Regions from separate parts of the Mus musculus genome. Here region 1 is linked to region 2. The links are chromatin contacts, found by POLR2A ChIA-PET in ENCODE. All regions are on one chromosome and are shown on one strand. The core of a region is the stretch at or near the end of the contact, and the rest is flanking DNA. Distances in the headings are between cores, read along the strand shown. Region 1 overlaps Pkd1 (polycystin 1, transient receptor poteintial channel interacting). Region 2 holds the start of Rab26os (RAB26, member RAS oncogene family, opposite strand).

Region 1 (6,376 bases), core at 1,000-3,499, 39 kb before region 2:
GCTGGAAGCCAGGGGACACTGTAGGAGAGTACCTGGGCCAGCATCATGCTGTAAGCCAATGAGGTCACCAGGGAGCATAGGAACATCCTGGCTGTGGAGGGTGACCTATAGAAGAGGGAGGCAGTGTTGTATCACATCCCCATAATAAAGACTAGAAGGACTACTGAGACAGAGAGGACAGAGTACCCATATCAGGCCTCAGCACTGAAAATGGTGCTTCGTGGAGTCCCTGCCTCAAGGCACTCATGGCTGAGTCAAACAGGACATTGTAATATAGGGGACATGCACAAGGAAGATATAGTAAGAGTGACTGCCACAGGTGGAAAGAACTTTCTCAGGGACATAAGGCTAGAAAGCAGGTAGCTGCTCCAAATGAGAGTGCAAGTTCCCCCTTAGAAGACAGAGGACAGAGGGCAGAGGCCCTGAGAAGGAGATGAGACTGGGCACTGGCGCAGGATGCAGGCAAGAGCATCAGGGCAAGGCTATTGAGCATATAAAGAAGCCTGCAAGGTATCTAGTTGAGAGACCACCATCTTGGGTAGATAGGGGGAAGTAGCCTCAAGAATAGGTCAGAGACCCACACCAGGACACATACCAAGTACTGTGTGGGAGGCCCTGCAGGCACAGAAAAAAAGAACTCCTTCCATAGTGTGTAGCTGGCCCTAGAGAGTCCCAGCCTTGACACAGACCCATTGATGCAGACATGAGAGTTACACGAAGCATCAAAAGGTATGCAGACATTGGCTCCTGGACACCAGAGTTCCTCAGGCACACACTTGGGGGCCGGCTCAGTCCTGTTGTCAGGCTCACTGCTGCCTTCTGGGACCGCTGCTGGGAAAGGAAGGATGTCATGAGCCTGATTCACTAACAAGCTACTATCAGGGATGCTCCACTTACCCATTATAAAACCAAACCTTGATAAGCAGTTCCCCAGTCTCCACCATCACTCCCCTGCCTCTAGATCATCCCCAATCAGGTACCACCCGATCTAGCTTTGGGACAAGGGAACAGGAGTTGGCAACTCTGCCATCATTCTACCTTGAGGCTGGAATCGAAGGCATGAGAAAATTCAGACAACCCACTAAGCCTCCACTTCATTTCCCTTTCAGAGCCCCACCTGCTCCTCCTGAGGGCCGGTACACCTGCAGCCGCATCTGGGCAGGCTCTTCAAGCTTCTGGGTAGAAAACTCTGCTGCAGTGAGAAAGGCTTCCCGGCTAGGGCTCAGGCCAGGGAACACCATGACCTGGAGGAGATGAGACAGCCTCAGCTCAAAACATCTACCCCTGGCAGTGTAAGGATAGCCCTCTCAAGGTTAAACCTCATTTCATGTCACTTGGGAAGAAAAACCAAATCAAAGTCAGCTGTGAACAACAGGATGCCTGAAGCAGGAAGATCATGAGTTCAAGGCTTGCTTAGGCTATACAACAAGACTTTGTGTGAAAAAAATAAAAATTTATCTGAGCAAAGGTTCAGGAGAAGCAGAATTTTTCAGATAACAGAACTAGATGCTTTTCATTTCTTCACTCTTAAATATTTTTCTAACTGTCACACTGGGCACACTAACAATTTTAACAACTTCTAACAAAACCTACTTGAGGGGTTTTGTTTTGTTTTTTTAGGGTTAAGGTGCTAGGAACTGAACCCAGATACTGAACCCTATCCCCAGCTCCCACTTTGATTATTAGCAACAGAGCAGTAAAGTAATGTTGCAAAGGGTTCTAGAACACAGAAAGGCTGGCCTACCTCCACAGGTCGCAGCGGGCCCTGGACAGTTTCCTGCTGTGCCAATGGATGCAGAGGTCCAGACAGGCCTCCACCAGACATTCCCATGACAAAGTTCTCAGTATCCCACACAGGCCCTAGGGGTGGTAAGTATGCAATGAGGTACCAGAGCCAGGCAGAGGTGACACTGGGGAAACATTCAAGTTGGAGCTGGACTTAGGACTAAGCCACCTAGCAAAACCATCTGGCCCCCTCTCATCTTGTTTCCTCTGTCCTTATTTTTTCTGGTTTTGTCCCAACCCAGACACAAGAGCAAACATTCATGGTCAGTACTGAGCTTAGAAGACAAGCACAGAGAAGGATGGCTTCTGCCACACAGCAGTCCATACCTCCAGGCCGCAGCTCGCAGACATAACTATGTGGTGCTGAACACAGGTCTGTGTTGCATTGCCCAGCAGGCCCCAACCGCACACAATGCTCTGCTGTGGCTGGGTGTGGCTCCCCAGGCAGCCAGTTCTGGCAGCTTTCCAGGCTGAAGGCCTCACCCCGGGGATCCAGGCCTTCTGTCCCCTCCACAGATGAGAAGCCGATCCACACATCCAGGCTCCTATGGCCAGATTCAAGGGACGGCCAAGCCATCAGGGGGCAGCTCTGCTTGACCTCTGAGGACATACTCTTCATAATACCCTGGTAAATGGGCCATATCAGCCTCATTTTTCAAGTGTTAAAACAGCCTCAGAAACATTACCCAACATGGACCACAAACCCAGGCTCATAGTCACATTCATCCAGAATCATGTCTATGGGACCAGCTCTTCTTGGGGACCCATCTCAGATTTGGCCAAGGATCATGGGCCACCACCACACCTGAAGGGAAACTCTGAGGGCTGCAGAAGAGGACCAAGACTGCATCTATGCATGCTGCATGATAGTACTATCAACACTGGAAGGCCCCTCCAGAGGCAAAATCTAGAGGTTCACGGCCAAACGTAGGCACAGGTACATACCCAGGAACATATATGCACAAAGGTACATGCTTGGGTGTGGGCACAAACCTAGACACACACCCTGGGAGGGAGACATAATGGAGCCCTGGTTCCATGTAGGGCACTATTACCCATCAACTGGATGATTCTGGAGCAAGCAGGTCTTAACCACTCTGGACCTCTATTTCCCCTTTCCAACCACACAGGCAAAGTAAAGAATGTGATTAACCACTCACAAGACAGGTATTCCAATTCCACCCAGGGAGCAATCACCCAAGAGAGTTGGAGTATACCCTTACAACCCACCCAGACACAGGACTGTAGGGCCCAAGAATATGTTCCCACAAGCCTGCGCAGGGCATAGGAGCCTGAAAGGCTTTCCACAGATGGGATAGCATGTGGCATTGGGAAGGGAGGTACTCAGGGGATGGGGTGGGGGGTGAGCACAGCGGTAGGAAGAGGAGAAAATACAATCAACAGTGACCAAGAACTAGTCCTGTCAGCAGGACCCAGGGCCCTCCCCTACAGAGACAGGAAAGTCTGGGGGCCAGGACCCAGTTCTACCTTTGACACTTCCCAGAAACGGTTAGAGAAGCTGCCCCTACCTACATCTGCCTTTACATACACAGAGCTGGCAGCAAAGGCCACCTGTGGGGCTGTACACAAAGGCCCAGCTGCCCAGCTTTCCTCCTGAGCCTCTACAGGCTTAAGGGCTTTGGCCACACCCAGAATTCTGAGCAACCCCCACCCATTTTGCCCTTTCCAGCATAGGTGTACCTGGTAACCTTGGAGACTAGGAAGTGCTGGATGGCAGGACTGTCCACCATAGCCAAGGCAGCTCCAGCCCAAGTCCGACATTGCTCCTGTGCTTGCAGCCAGGGTGCCTTCTCTGCCACCAGGCGGTAGCAGTGCCCATTGCCAGGGAAGATCTCTGTGTCCAAGGGGCAGAGTGGGTGGACCACTAGGTATGGTAAGCAATGAACAAGACATCAGGGTATGCATGAGGCTGGGTGCCAGGCTCTGCCCTACCACCCAGGTTACAAGAGGAAGCAGGAGGGTAGGCACCTTGGGCAGGCTCTTTATCCAAAGCCAGGATGCTATAGGTGACCTCAAGGGCTGAGCCTCCACGATGCCGTATGCCAAGTTCAAGGCTCTCGTTACTGTGCACAAAGGATGGGCACACAAGCTCCAGGACAGTAGGTGTTGCTTCTACTTGCACCTCTGTCTCCAGCAGAGCTGAGCCAGCCCCCAAGGCCAGCACAACTGTCATGTGATAGCTCCCAGGTAGCACATAGAAGTGGGTGGCAGCAGGGCTAGCCATGTCCACCTCAGGTGAGCCATCTCCAAAGTTCCAGCGTGTTGAGCTAATGGGCAGGGAGGAAGTAATATGGAAGTCTGCTGGCTGGCCAGAGGCCAGGGGTCCATGGGGCCCCACCAGGGTAGCCCCTGGGGAGGCGGGAAAGGTGTGCTGGAGCAAGGTGGGGCCCCCACAGGCAGAGTTGAGGGACAGTGAGATGCTGGAACACCAGGATGAGCAGGCTGCAGAAGAGTTAGAGGCCTGGCCTGCCCCACAGAGGCATTGATTCTGCTCCGAGAGGGCTGCAAGGCCCTCACCAGCTGAGAAGCAGAAGGCACTGCAGGCCTCAGTCTCCAGTGGTCCCTCATGGGCAAAGTAGAAGGGTACTGCTGCCACAGCACCTGAGCTGTTGTCAGGGAGGCAGGCGACATATTCCTCACCTGGGAACAGAGAGAGACAGTGGTCTCAGGAACTTACTTTCTTCTGGCTGCATCGTGTTCCCTTACCAACCCTCTTTAAAATCCATGTCAGAGCTGCCACCCCCAAAGATGCCTTCTAGACCCTATCTGGCCACTATCTTCCCATGTATGCCTTTCCCTGGGCCTCATCTGTAACCAAGTCTGTGGCTCCACTCTCCCTGGGTACTGCCCAATAAGAAAAAATGTCATCCCTGTCCTATAGCCCCACACCCACTGCACTCACCACAGGCATTGTCCAATAAGGGGATACTGAGGAGAGGTTGGCCGGCCAGTGGAATGGGCCCCCTGCACGTGGTTGCCTCAGACTGTACCACATGCACCTGATGTTCCTTTGCCCAGCGTGGCAGCCACGCCAGACCACAGTTGCACTCAAATGGGTTCCCACTCAGGTTTCTGCAGGGGAGGGGCAGGTGTGGGGCACCAGGCCAGCAGGGGTGCAGTTCAGCTTCCCACTACCCACAGCTCTCAAAACTGGGAGGGGCTAGGGAACAGGGCAAGATGACAGAGGAGGTGATGGGGACAGGAGTCCAATCACTGAGACCCACTAAAAACAAAGAAACTTACATTTCACTTAAATTAAATAAATTAGCAAACACGCCTTCTTCTAATGTAGAAATCCTATTGTTGCTTAAGTCCCTGCAAGAAAGAAAGATGGGGCAAGGTGTAACCTTCTGATGACAGGTAGCTCTTTCTGCTTGCCCTGAGTAACCTTTAGTGTGACGGGCATGTCATGAGGAAGGGGATACTCACAGCTCCACCAGTGCTGAAAGGTTCACCAGGAGCCCTATGTCCAGCGTCTGAAGTAGGTTGTGGGACAGGTCTCTGAGGAGTAAGTGATAGTCAGGAGACGAGCTCTGGGCTAGTTGAGGGCATATCTGGTTCTCACCAGGAGATTCCCAGCATTCTCGACCCACAAGCCCCACCCCTATTCTCAGTCCCCAAGAGGGCTTTTCTTGCTGGTCTGTGTAGGTCTGTGTACTGGGGCACAGCCTGGCCAGCAGCAGCAAAAGTTCTCGTGGGAGCTCAGAATGACCAAGGTGTTACAGATCTCTAAGGGAAAGTAGAGCAAGGCAGGCTGCTCTTCCGTGACCTCTGCTGATGCCCTTCAGTGGCAGGCACTGAGACACAGCGGGCAGCTAGGGGCCAAGGTCAGGGCCACCAAGCAGGAAGTGGTTGTGGTCAAATTCACACACATTTTCTCATGAAAGATGTGAGAAATAAGTAATCTGGGGAAACTGCAGTAGAAGAGCCAAGGACCTCAGAATCTGCAAGCAACTCAGTCCTGTACCGAGGACCATTACAGTAGCCACACAAAATAACTGACCCGAGCACCTTCTCTGTGACCTCCACAGCCCTCCTCCAAAAGAAGAACCTTGGGCTACCTCCAATACAATAGAAGGGTCCCATACAAGCAAGGACCGGCTCCTTATACTTTTTTACGTAAGATTCAGGGTTTACCAGGGCTGGAGAAACCAGCTGCTAGTAGAGGATCCTCAAATGTTCACAAGATGCCATAGGGGCACTAAGATGAGCTGTCTAAGGAAGAGTCCTGCTGGATAACCCCGCACCACAGTGCTGGTGATGACACACAGCAAATTTCTCCAAATAAACCATCACAAACCCTTCATTCAGGATGTGGAGATGGCTCAGCATTCTGAAAGCACTTGCCTCAGAAGCAAGAGGACTGAAGTTTACATCTCCAGAACCCTCATAAATTCTGGCTGGTGAGACTAGCCATACTGACGAGCTCTGGGTTTGATTAGAGACCTTGCCTCAAAGAAAGATGGAAGAATGACCAAGGAAGATTCCCAACATCAACCTCAGGATTTCCTACATCCATCTGTATACACATGCAAACATACACAAGCATACCACCTACGCATAAAAATGG
Region 2 (6,172 bases), core at 2,210-4,709:
CCATTTCTGGAGACAGGAAAAGGGGCTCCCTCCAGTGGGACCTGTTCTTTATCCTATACAGGCCTGGAAGACTGTAGGTCTCCTTAAGCCCTCTAGGTTATAAGAGTCTAGGGTGAAGTAAAGGCTGAAGTACCAGAGGGAGGAGGAGAGGCATGAAAACGGGTCTCCTTGCCTGTCATGGCCTCCCCCTCCTCCTCTTGGTTTGTAGGGCTGCTTGGTTTGCACCCCTGTTCAGGGTGCAGGAAAGGCGAAGCACCCTCCTGTGCCAGGCAGATGCCAGGCTGAGCCTGGGTCCCTCAAGATCTGGAAGCTCTGGAGAAAGGGAGAGCCAGGCTTGGCCTCCTGTAGCTCCACCCTCTAGTCAGCCCTTCTTTGGGATGACAGGTGGATGGCACTTTAGTCTAGTGTCTCATCTTGAAAGGGACCGATCTGGAAAACTTGCAGACAGCAAATTCACGAATATCCCCTATATATCAACCATAGATCTGGGCTCTGTGGGCACAGTAGAGAGTCAGACAAGCATAAGACCATCTCCTGGGAAATGGGTGTCCCAGTGACTGAGGGGGGAGGGGATAAAATCAGCTTCTCCAGGCAGGGTGAAGGAGCTCAAGTTGAAGGTGCTCCTAAGCTAGTATCTGTCTTTATGCCGGAAGTGTACTAACAGTTCCACACTTTTGACAAGTAGGAGCTGGTATGACCTGGGGTGTACGTGCTTGTTAACAGAGGCCCAGGGTTGGCACTGGAGGCACTGTAGGAATGGGATAGGAGGGCCTCCAACTTCCACTCAGTGGGAAGTCCATCCATTGCTTCTATTACTGCCTTTCCTACTTCCACCAGAGGATGGCAGGCATCCTTACTGCTTGCTGGCTGCTTCTGTTTCAGAATAAAGTTCTGGATGTGGATGGCATGAAGGTGAAGCTGCAGGTGAGGTGACAGGAGTGTGGGGCTGGAGACACAAGGGAGAGAGGTTGGGCAGTATGACCAGTGCCTGTTGCCACAGATCTGGGACACAGCTGGTCAGGAGCGGTTCCGAAGTGTCACCCATGCCTACTACCGAGATGCTCACGGTAAGCCCATTGACATGGGGTCTGGCTATCCTCCACATAGTGTGGGTTGCCTACTGGCATGGGGGCAGGAGGCAAGTAGGCACACTTATGGGACAGCAGGTGAGGGTGATGCAGTCACTTGGGAGTATCTAAAAGGGTGCAGGTAGTTAGGAGCCACCAGGCCCCCCCCAGGGACGTCTTCATTGCTTTCTATATCCAGCACTGTTGCTGCTCTACGACATCACCAACAAAGATTCCTTCGACAACATTCAGGTCAGTGGCCTTGGTGGGGGAATGAATCAAGACTGTCTAAATGGCATCAGGAGCCCGAGTCCTGTTACTTAACAGGAAGGATAGACATGATGAACCCCTCAGCTCATGGTTGCCAGGCTATTGGCTAACTCAACGGGCCTGGGTGACACCTGGCTCCATTAGCAGGACCACCTGGATAAATAAGGGCTTCTAGCAAAGCCACTCAATCAGGTGTGGCACAAGAGGCCACAAGGACCAGCCCTGAGACTGGCCTCAGCTTTCCCTATACAGGCCTGGTTGACAGAGATCCAGGAATATGCCCAGCAGGATGTGGTGCTCATGCTGCTAGGGAACAAGGTAGGACTCTGGGCCTGTCCTCTCCAGCCTGGCCCACAGGGTGCACCGGGGACAGGCACTAATGAAATCCCTGTGCCTGGCCAGGTTGACTCTACTCAAGACCGTGTGGTAAAGAGGGAAGATGGGGAGAAATTAGCCAAGGTGAGTCGACAGGGAGGACGATGAGGGTGTTCTTGAGATTGGGACACTGAGCTGCCCCCAGGTGCCCAGCACCTAGCTGGCAGTAACTATTTGCAGGAGTATGGGCTACCTTTCATGGAGACCAGCGCAAGGACTGGCCTCAACGTGGACTTGGCTTTTACAGCCATAGCAAAGTAAGTCCTGGTAATGAACAAACACTACCTCACATTCTAGGATAAGTGGGCTACCTTGTTCTATGTTATCTACATCCCCTCCCCTGTTGCTCTTCAGGGAGCTGAAACAGAGATCAGCCAAGGCTCCCAGCGAGCCGCGCTTCAGGCTGCATGACTATGTTAAGAGGGAGGGCCGAGGGGTCTCCTGCTGTCGACTCTGAACCTTGCTGAAACTCAGTTCCACGCTGGAGGAAGCAGTTCTGCCTTTGAGAATTGCCCGAGTCTATAGACTTGTCCTCAAAGGATGGATGCCCTAGTGTCTTCTCAAAGACACCAGAGGCTAATGCTTACCCTTTGCCCCAGTGGCCACCAGAAATGGTCTTGAAGCATAAAAACCAGGCCACAGCACATTGCTGCCCTCTTCTGGGCACTCCCAGAAGTGAGGAGGGGGACCACACGCAGCACACTGCTCAGACAGGACCCCACTCAAGGCTATGTCAGTCACTGTCCATTTGTTGGACTGCTTCCGACTCACTAGGAGGCTGATATAGGGACGCACAGCAAGGTCAGAATGATAGAACCCAGTCACAACTTAGCAGGCTGGCCCAGTCCGTTCCACTTTGTACTAAAGTCACCAAGCCACAAATGTTGAGTGAAAACCTGTCCTCTAAGTCCCTATTAATAAAGGTGTTTCTGGAGTTTGTGTCATCTGTGGAAAACCACCTCCTGGGGCAAAAATGGCTTAGTGGGGGGGTAAAGGTACTTCACCTGGGGAAACACTTAATTTACACATGCGCTGATACCGTCACCAAAATTCCCACAGGAATAGTTTACTATCAAGATTAGGGTGCCCCACAGCCTATTCCTTAAGTAGTGCTGGCTTATAAGGTCACCCTAGATTAGAATGATTCAAACAGAATATCTTAGTCAACCCCTTTGCGGACTGTGTGACGCCAAACCAGGGCCTCTACGGCACTGTGCTATCAGCACATGAAATCACAACGTCTGAAACCACAGTAAGATTGCATTTCACTTTATTGCTAAGAAACTCAGATACACGGATGCCCAGCTTACCAGCCAACACTCCTACTCGTTGGATCTCTAGATGCAGCCGACTCAACATGCCCTGAAAAAAAAAAAATCAAACATAAATCTTTACTTTGGTTAACTTTTCACTCAAAACCCATCCAATTAGTGACGTCGCGCCCAAGCCTCAGTCTTATAATGTAATCAGACTACGCATGCAGTTTTCATACGAGGTGTCAGAAATTAATTCATCACGGGCTTGGGGCTGAAAAGGGAAGCCAGGCCCGACCAGTTCATACCTGCAAAAATGGAGTCAGAAGAAAAATGGGGAAGGGTTAAACCCTTAGGACTAAAGCACTTCAGCTCGGGAGGAAGGCAGATCTGTAGCAGAGGTCCTTTGAGTTCCATTCGGCGAGCACTACTCCCAAAACGTTCCTTACAAAACCTAGATGAAAGGGACCACGAACACACTCACTCCCAAAAAGAGCGACTGCTCGCGAGGCTCAAGAGTTTATAGAACTGCCCCTTATGTGATTGGGCCACCTCTGAGGAAGTGCCCACCTTCCTCCACTGCTGATATGCTCCTCGAGCTGTCCTGCAATTTCCACCAATCGTACAGCGACTTTTGTTTTGGAGGCGGTATTTTGAGTAGCTCGAATATCCTCCCGGTTGTAGAGCCATTGAGTCCATGAGTGACGAGTTCAGTTAGCCAATCAAATTCCAATGTGCAACATAGAGTGATTCTGAAGCTACCAATCCGGTCCTTCAGTACAGAGGTCGCCGGAAGTCGTAGTTTAGGAAGCTCAAAGCGTGAAGCAGCACCTAGAGTTCCTGAAGTCCGTGAACTACAAGTTCCGACCTGCCCCGGGACTTCCGGCTCCTGTATCCTGAAACCTTTCCCGGCCGCGGGCCGAGAGGGGCAAGATGATGCCGGTGGGTGAAGTCGCTGCTCCTAGGCAGCCGCGGGCGGGTGAGTGAGTGCGCGGAGCACAAGACCTGGGGCTCCTTCTTCCGGGGAGTGCGGTGGAGCGCGGGCTGGTTGTGGGAGCGTCGCGAGCGGTCGTGGGCCTAGCCTGGGGGGCGGGACTGAGACGGCTGGGGTCTCAGCCTCTATAAGTCCTCCTGACTCCAAGTAAATCCGTCTGTCACTCCTTCCCTTCACTCTCTCTTTCGTTGTCTTTGCACTCCTATGTTTTTTTGAGCGCTGCCTGTGTGCCAAGCAGTATCCTAGGCTCTGGAAAGTCGGCGGAGAACCGGATTCCAAACTGATAAGCTCATCTGGTACGCGGTTTTGAGACAGACCATTCTGCCTCTAGGGTCCTGTGCATTGTACGCAGTCCAGCAGCAATTCTGAGTTTGTTCACTGAATGGTAGTAGTAACACCCACAGCCCTGTTTTGTTATGACAAAAATGTCTCAAGACTTTGGTAACTGTCTCCTTGTGGCAACTCACCTGCAGTACTGTTATTCTAGTTAAAATAAAAAGTTAAAAATCATGAGGAACTGTGATAAGTTTTACGGGGGGGGGGGAACTGAACACAGATAAAGTATTGAGTATTGGGCGTTCTTAAATCTTTGGTAGGGAGACCTACAGTTAGCTGAAGATCTGATGGAGAAGCAGTCAGTCTTGAGACATTTCAGGAAGAGCCTTACAGGCAGGGGGAGTCAGAGGAGCAAGCCAGCAAGTATAGGTAAGTGATAGGTAAGGTTAAGAGGCAGAGCAGGGTAAAGTCTGAGAGCCTCTGGTATGTGTGATGATTTATGAGTCAAGTAAAATAGTGAGGAAGCTAGACCAGCGTCTTCTAACCCTCACTAGAGGCCAGTTGTCCCAGCCTAGATTCTTTTGAGGCAGGCCAACATGATCAGATGAGGCTGAGGTCTAGAGATATCTGTCTCATCTCCCCTCCTGCCCCGCTCCCTGCACGCACAGGCTCATTCCTTTGCAGCCTTGTTCTTCAGGGGCCTCTCCATGTCCCAGATCTCTTTCCTGAGGATCTTTGTGGCAGGCGCTGCTGCAGTCATAAAGACAATCCTGAAGATCCTCTATACATTCATGTTTCTCTGCAGAAACTCAAGTCCCTGTACCCTGAGGTCCTAAATCTATTTGCAGCTGTCTCTTCAGGAAATGAGAATGGCTGTGTACAGCCTGACTAAGGTGACTAGGAAGGAGTGGCCAAAAGTATTGCCCAAATCCAAGAAGTTCCTTGATATAACTTCTTGTAGCTGTACATCAGAGTCTTTCAGGAAATGAACAGGAAAGATCGGGGTGTTTAGTAATGAGCTGAGGCTGACACACTAGAAACAAATGGAGCTCCATACCCTTTCTTTCTGGCTGGCTTCTAGTTCCTTGGGGGTCAGACTAAACAGTCTTTGGGGGTATCCCTATTCTAAGCCCCAGAGGGTATACATCTCAGATGAAGCAATGCCTGGTGCAGAAAATAGGAAGAAGGTCGAGCTGAAGCTACCTCTGATAGCTCCTTTCCGACTTGGATCCATTAAAATGTTTTATAGTGAGAAATACAGTCTCCTTCAAGGTCACGCAACTTACCCAGTTATTCCTCTCTTGCATGGTCAAAGTAGAATTTGAACCCAGGTCTGTCTGAGTCTAGAGCCCATGGTCATTATTACTCTACCATAAGCGCCATATGTGTGAAGTGCCAGCCTATGGCTGCTTTTAAGAACTGTCAGCTGGTTGTATCGTACTGTAGACAAGGATTCCCATAAATCTGTAGGCACCCAGCAGTTTATCAGATCTCTGACTGGCTTGTGCATGAGAAACCCCCATCCTTCAACAGATACTCTTAGTATCCCAGAATGCCAGTCCTAGGGAAGAGTAAATGGCTTAAAGAAAATAGACTTCTAAGACTGAGCTGCTAGTGTCGGACTTGATGATTCTTGAAAGTCCCAAGCAGAGGAGGTCACAGTATAGAAGCATAGAAGCCAAGAAATAAACGCGTCCAGTTCCAAGAGAGCCAGAGGAGGATGCCAGAGGGGGTCGCGTTTGCAGGGGAAACGGCCTTGATGAGTGGAGCTGCTGTGGGTGCCGGAAGCAGGTGTGGGTGGGGCTGGAGAGGTCTCTGCTCTTCATCCTGCTGGCCTGGGACTTTAGTGATTTACCCAAGCTTTTGTGGGGTGGGATGAAGCATACACAAGGGGGTCAAAGCCACTTAAGCAGATCCCTGGACCTGCTGCCACAAGT

Evidence for each region. ChIA-PET counts read pairs that join two places held with the same protein, here RNA polymerase II (POLR2A).
Region 1: POLR2A ChIA-PET joins it to region 2 with 22 read pairs in embryonic stem cell. The contact joins the enhancer-like site here to the promoter of Rab26os in region 2. POLR2A ChIA-PET finds 5 or more read pairs at or near these places in 3 of 5 experiments (Patski and embryonic stem cell).

Annotation. Positions count from the first base shown.
Region 1 is chr17:24,563,081-24,569,456 of GRCm38, reverse strand. Pkd1 (polycystin 1, transient receptor poteintial channel interacting) reads right to left here. Exons shown (of 46, transcript NM_013630.2): 2 at 5,236-5,307; 3 at 5,050-5,121; 4 at 4,709-4,878; 5 at 3,775-4,446; 6 at 3,487-3,670; 7 at 2,113-2,330; 8 at 1,745-1,860; 9 at 1,118-1,244; 10 at 596-831; 11 at 1-105. LOC115488769 (a long non-coding RNA gene) reads right to left here. Exons shown (of 2, transcript XR_003952238.1): 2 at 5,918-6,376. Among named protein-coding and RNA genes, the nearest start is that of Pkd1, 16 kb to the right of the region's middle. Within about 2 kb of position 2,249, at least 1 of the 3 ENCODE cell types and tissues checked has a DNase peak (open chromatin) inside an H3K27ac peak, as active enhancers do.
Region 2 is chr17:24,525,538-24,531,709 of GRCm38, reverse strand. Rab26os (RAB26, member RAS oncogene family, opposite strand) reads right to left here and starts at 3,459. Exons shown (of 2, transcript NR_045289.1): 1 at 3,274-3,459; 2 at 2,966-3,074. It overlaps Traf7 (TNF receptor-associated factor 7), which reads left to right and starts at 3,772. Exons shown (of 21, transcript NM_001172113.1): 1 at 3,772-3,944. It overlaps Rab26 (RAB26, member RAS oncogene family), which reads left to right. Exons shown (of 9, transcript NM_177375.1): 3 at 883-924; 4 at 1,001-1,067; 5 at 1,267-1,319; 6 at 1,590-1,655; 7 at 1,740-1,796; 8 at 1,893-1,969; 9 at 2,067-2,656. The coding sequence ends at 2,169. It overlaps LOC115488833 (a small nucleolar RNA gene), which reads right to left and starts at 3,234; the gene lies at 3,157-3,234.